Regions from separate parts of the Mus musculus genome. Here region 2 is linked to region 1. Evidence: chromatin loops called from intact Hi-C (ENCODE). Cell type or tissue: heart. All regions are shown on one strand. Links, peaks and the distances in the headings refer to the core of each region. The heading gives the core; the rest is flanking DNA. Region 1 overlaps Ulk4 (unc-51-like kinase 4). Region 2 overlaps Vipr1 (vasoactive intestinal peptide receptor 1).

What was found. Hi-C counts contacts between places; a loop is a spot of excess contacts. Peaks named below come from ENCODE experiments on the same cell type or tissue, not always from the same donor. Only the 100,000 strongest peaks of a DNase experiment are listed, where the experiment ranks them.
Region 2: a loop joins it to region 1, with 5 times the contacts of the local background. A loop is called at or near these places in 9 of 42 quality-filtered maps.

Annotation. Positions count from the first base shown.
Region 1 is chr9:121,246,385-121,249,291 of GRCm38, forward strand. Ulk4 (unc-51-like kinase 4) reads right to left here. Exons shown (of 37, transcript NM_177589.3): 16 at 2,541-2,587. Among named protein-coding and RNA genes, the nearest start is that of Gm34735, 23 kb to the right of the region's middle. In heart, for the core only: a CTCF peak has its summit at 1,744 (motif pointing right); a DNase peak (open chromatin) is centred at 1,777.
Region 2 is chr9:121,670,385-121,673,291 of GRCm38, forward strand. Vipr1 (vasoactive intestinal peptide receptor 1) reads left to right here. Exons shown (of 13, transcript NM_011703.4): 13 at 1-2,570. Among named protein-coding and RNA genes, the nearest start is that of Vipr1, 29 kb to the left of the region's middle. In heart, for the core only: CTCF peaks have their summits at 1,159 (motif pointing left) and 1,364; DNase peaks (open chromatin) are centred at 1,187 and 2,137; H3K27ac peaks cover 975 bases; H3K27me3 peaks cover 892 bases.

The DNA.
Region 1 (2,907 bases), core at 281-2,780:
AACTAAGACCAAAAGAGAGATGCCAGCTTCAGAGGGAAGCCCAACCAAGCCACTGGAGAGGTCAAAGCTCCAGCGACCATTTAAAAGCCAGATGTGGTGATGTGTGCACCTGCACCCCAAGTGCTTGGCAGGCAGAGATGGGAGTGTGGGAAATGGCCTTGAGTTGTCAATAATATTAAAATCACATGTGTTGTGGGGAGAAAAGACACATATGATGATGTCATGCCTTACCAAGACACATAAACTCATGCCTGTCTTACTAAGACACATAAGATCATGCCATGCCTTACCAAGACACATAAGATCATGCCATGCCTTACCAAGACACATAAACTCATGCCTGTCTTACTAAGACACATAAGATCATGCCATGCCTTACCAAGACACATAAGATCATGCCATGCCTTACCAAGACACATAAGATCATGCCATGCCTTACCAAGACACATAAACTCATGCCTGTCCTACTAAGACACATAAGATCATGCGATGCCTTACTAAATTTGGTTTCCTATACGTAGAGCAAACTTGGAAAATGGAGACAGGAAAACGTTAAGACCTAAAAGCAGCATTTGAAAGAAAACAACAAGTATCGGAGAGCGGTGGGCAGGGTGGTGTACACCTCTAACTCCAACACTCAGGAAGGCATAAGGCCAGGAGGTCCAAGCCAGCCTGGGCTATACAGTAAGACACTACCTCAGTAAAATGTTTTTAACTGATTAAAAACAAAAACTCTTTTTTTTGCAAATTTAATTCAATTTAAATAGTAAAGGGGTTTTAAACAGTGCTAGAAAAAACCCAAGTGGCCTGAGTGCTGTGGTCAGTCTTGGCGCTAACCACTGCCTGGCACTCTGTGCCCTGGCACACGCCCCAGCCGAGTGAAGAGGGCAGACCAGAACAGCACCATGACCACAGGCATGTTGCTGTCTTCATGCATCTACTTCCACCACAAAAGCCAGAGTGGCCCCAACTTTAAGAACAGGCTTCAAGAACGAGGAAGAACAAGCTTGCTAAGGAGAGCCGGTCTTTCCCAGTTCCCTGACTTAAAAGATGCTGACGCTGTCCAGAACTCTTCCCTGAAGAGACACAGCTTGGTGAAGAGTTACTACCGCAAGGTGACTACGAGAAGGGTGCAGACCACCTGACAAGCGCAATCGCCGTGTGCACACAGTCTCAGCAGCCGCTGCAGGCATGGACCAGCGTTCCAGACGCTTCTGACCAAACTTCCACCCATGAGTCAGAAACTTGCAAGTGCTCAGAACCTGGCTGAAGATGGTGTAGCATGAGCCAGCAACATGACAGATAACTCTCAGTTTAAAATGATTTAACAGCTAGCTTCGAAGCTGATTGGCTGGGGAATACGGGCAAATACCCTTGTTACACTGTCCTACACTGAAGTCTACAAAGTTCACGTGTTTGGTGCAGATCCCTTGTTCTCCAGTGAAAAGTATTTTGGTTGAGATTTTCATTCATTATCCAAATATCATGGATTTCATTTGTTCTTAGGACATGCAATTCAAGTAAATACATTAGAGTGTTACTTGTGTAAAAACTCCCAGTGATCAATTTTAAAAGATTGAAAAGGAGTATAAAAGACAGTTAAATAATACACATTTTAGAGGCTAGCACATTTTACTGTAAGTCATAAAATTAGATAGATAATTGTGTTTGTGAAAACTGAGCATTAAAATCCTGCAGACAAAAAAAAAAAATAGAAAGGAATAGAAGCACTTTCAAGTCAGCAGGGGGCGCTGCAGACCAGGAAATGACATCTGACAAACAGCAGCCCAGTTCTGTCTGCTGCAAGAACAGCACTGAGATACAAGAAAAACTTCCTTCCAAAGCCTTTCGAAAACTCCACGGATGCCCTCGTATTTCACCATGAGGAGAAACTGCTGTCACACCTCTGTCAACCTCAGCATTCCATCCTGAGTCTCCAAGATGACACAGATAATCCCTCCCCCACCTCCCCTCCCCCCTCCCCCCCACCATGGTGCACCAGACCTCTCTTCTGGCCCCACAGTCTGCCAAGGATCTACTGAGTAGGTGAGGACACAGCCCCATTCTACAGATGCGAGCACTGAGGCTCAGTGAACGTGATTTCCCTGCGGGTGAGGTAGGGCTGACCTGGGATCCCAACTCTACACTTCTGCATCCCACATAGACTCCTCCCAGAAAACAGTTCCATCATGTGATCAAGCCCCAGCAAGAGGAGCCTAGAGCCTGCAGCTCCCATACATGAGCACCGTGCATGATTGTCCCATCAGTTTCCATAATACCGTGGGGAAACTCCTGCCACCGGAGGAAGACAGAGGTGTCGGAGGCAGGCACAAGATGAAAAACCCAAAGGTGGGCCGATCTCACAATAGACACCCAGAGAAGGGACAGCCTTCCACATTGGGACAACAGGCAGTGGCTGCGAGTGTCTCATGGTTACCGCAGGCTCACTTCGGATGACTTAGGACTGTGCTTATGATGAGGTATCTGGCAATAACTACAAAATCACAAAGAATGTGCTTTAAAATACGAAGGTTACTTACATATCCCAGTTAGGAGCTATCCGCAGGTGCTGGATTAGCAACTGGAACTAGAATTTAAAAAAGAAAAACATCAAAATGTAAGTTTTATTCAGAACAACATCCAAAGCAATCGGTGAATTAGCAGGGAAACTTACACAGCTGGGGTAAGTGAGACTCCCTCCAGGGAGGTGACCACTGACAGACATGGAACCTCAGCCAGTGTGCCAGCAAAATAAACATAAATAAGAAGTAAGAACTGGGGGCTGGAGAGATGGCTCAGGGGTTAAGAGCACTGACTGCTCTTCCAAAGGTCCTGAGTTCAGTTCCCAGCAACCACATGGTGGCTCACAACCATCTGTAATGGGATCCAATGCCCTCTTCTGATGTG
Region 2 (2,907 bases), core at 134-2,633, 420 kb after region 1:
ACTACCTTTTTTACATATTGTGGTCTGCTGGATTCTCTGGGGGTCGCATTACCATAGATGCTATTGCCACCCTCAGTCTCCAGTTCCTGTGGAGAGTGATTATGTCTGACATAAAAGCCTGGGGAGGGGGCAAGGCATCTTATGCCTCCCTCCATCTTTATAGCGATAATGGCTTCTAATCCAAACTGGTGTCAGCGGGCTCTTCTCAGAGCTGCACCAGGCTTGTATGACAATAAACATTGGCTCTAGCAGGCTTGGTTCCCCTAGCCACTGTGGGTCTCCTGCTTCTTCTAAGCAGCTGTGTCACCTCTGCTCTAGTGAGAGATGACCCTTCTGGCTTTGGGCAGGAGCCCCACACAAGAGCCTTTGATTCACATGTAAATGTGAAGAGGTTGTGACAGGGGTCCGTTGTGACCCTCCCTCCCCTAAACCCATCTGGGAGGAGACAGATTCTGCCTCAGACCAAATCAAAACAGCCAACAGAGCTGTCACAGCCAGCAAGGGTTCGACATCATTCCTGAAAACACAGCAAACAGGAAATGCAGCAACCAGGTCGCTGCTGCCTAGGAGCCAACCAAGAGGGCTCAATAATGGAGATTCCCCAGCACAAGTGAGAAGAGGCCAGTCTGGCTAATGGAAAGGAGTAGACAGAGCAGTGGGGCAAAGCAGGTGACATTGGTTGGTCAGTGAGAGACAGCTAGCTCCCAAGGGTTTGTGCAAACACACTTGTGTAAACTTGTGGGTGTCAGGCTGGTGTAAAGAAGCCAGCATGGGCTAGCAGAGGTTCAAACCTGCCTGCCATACCCCATTCAAAGGCTGCTGCACCCAGTACCAACCCCCTGCCTAAATGAATGGGACCAAGATTTCCCCAGCAGTGCTGTGTTGTGGCACCAGCGTAAGGCGCAGGGCCCTGGGAGAGCAGCAGTTACCAGCCAAGAGGACAAAGTGAGTAAAACTCAAAGTGTGTTCAAGAGAGGACGAGCAGAGTTAGGAGGTGAGAGGCTAATTGGAGGGCATTTCGGAATAAAGAGAGACTTGGGAGGCTTGGGTGAGGAGCTAAGAAAACTTGTGCTGGCATCCTAGGTTAGTGACAGCCCTGGGACTTCCAGGACACCCAGGACCTTTTGGCAGGCGAACTCATCTCTATCGCCATCTAGTGGGCACTTCAAAGACTTGACCAACTTTGGCCACCTTAGGGCTTCCTATTGTCAAGTAGGTCTCACCCTGGGAGACAACCAACAACGAAAGCATGGCTCCATTACTGAGCTCCCAAGAGTGGTGTGTGGACCATACGTAAGGCTTGCCCCACACCTCGCCCTCAGGCCAAACCACTGGCCCCTTGTGAGTCTTGCCTTGACCCAAAAGGACCTGATGGAACCCAGCCCCTGGTGGCTCCTTAAAACTGAACCCTACCCACAATCTCCAAGGACAAAGGCTAGTTAGCTGAAGCGGGTATGGACAGGGATCCGTAAATCTGAGTCCAGAGAAGGTTCGTTCTGTGGGAAAGGCTTGTTCACAGGCAGTCCTCCCACTCAGGACACAGCCTGTCGGAAGAGACTGGATTACCGGCTAGCAGAACAGCACTGAGGTGTTTGAGGGCTGGGAGTGGTCCTAGAATCCCAAGGGAATGTGTTGGGTGTCAGGGACACCCAAGTTTGGGGGGCACTTGCCAGTAGAGACAAAGAGAAGGTCTATCCTTCCGATGAGGCTGAGAGATGGGGAGTGGTTAGTTAACACAGAGAAGGACCCAGGTCTGGAAAGGGTGCCAGGCCATCCACAGGAAAGAGAGGAGGTGAGACAATGGCCTGGTTTGGGACCAGGTGCTGAATGTTGTGTCTGCAGGGTATCTGAGAAGAGCCCCTCTAAGGCGGTTAGAAATTACAACCTAAAGGGACAGAGGGCAGGAAGACCAAAGCAGTCCCTTTGGAAGGAACAGTGAGTGTCCGGGCAAGTCCCCAGGCACCCCATGGGGTGTGCTGGGCACAGTCTGGAGAGGAGACTGACTCAGCCCCTCCATCCTAGCTGCCACACAGGGTCTGTTTTAATGAGCAGTGGCCAGCTTCCCTACCCCCATGTGGGAACAAGAACAGCTCTTATCTCTCTGGGGGAAGGGGAAGGGGCGGGACCACAGCTGGCAGTCATTAAACACCCTGCTCTAGGCAGGGATGGCCAAGATATTAATAGCTTCGGGAGTCTATGGCCCCAAAGACTTGGCCTCCCAGGAAAAGGACAGAGCAACCGCAGCAGGCCAGAGGGATGCGTCAGGAGGCCATCTTGGCAATGCCCCAGCCTCCACACAAGGCAAATGGGATAACCAGAAAATAGAGAAGGAAAAGTCATTGTAGAGGCAGATGCTGAACCCAGCTTTCCAGAACCCCTGGTCGTGCCTCAGATATTCTATATCTTGTCAAAGATGGGGTCATTTGGCTGTGCCCTACCTGGAAACACAAAAAGAGTCGATCCAGTTAGCAGTCCTGATTCCGTCTTGACATATTGTTTATCCTGTATTTTTGCATTAATTTTGATATTTTAAAATACTGCATTAAAATATTATTTACCTTGAGTCCTGAGCTGCTGTTTTGTTTACCCGCTTAGATGCTGCCCCCCTCAGAACTGCCTCAATAGTGTCACACCCTAGCCCTTGTCACAGCCCAGGAGTCTCAGTATCCCTGACTTCCCGGATGCCACTGTGGTGCAAGCATTGGAGCATACAGGCTGGTCATTTGTGTTTCCACAAAGGACCAGGGTGATGCCAACTAGACGGGACAGCCCCAGGGCTAAAGGCTCATGTCAGCGTAGACCCCAGTGTTTCCGCTTTCCTTCTCAGTTAGTGCTCCCTGGTCTGTGAGATGCCTGCCAATGTTTGAGCACCGTTTTCCCAGAAGCCCATCCACAGGAAGGAAGGAG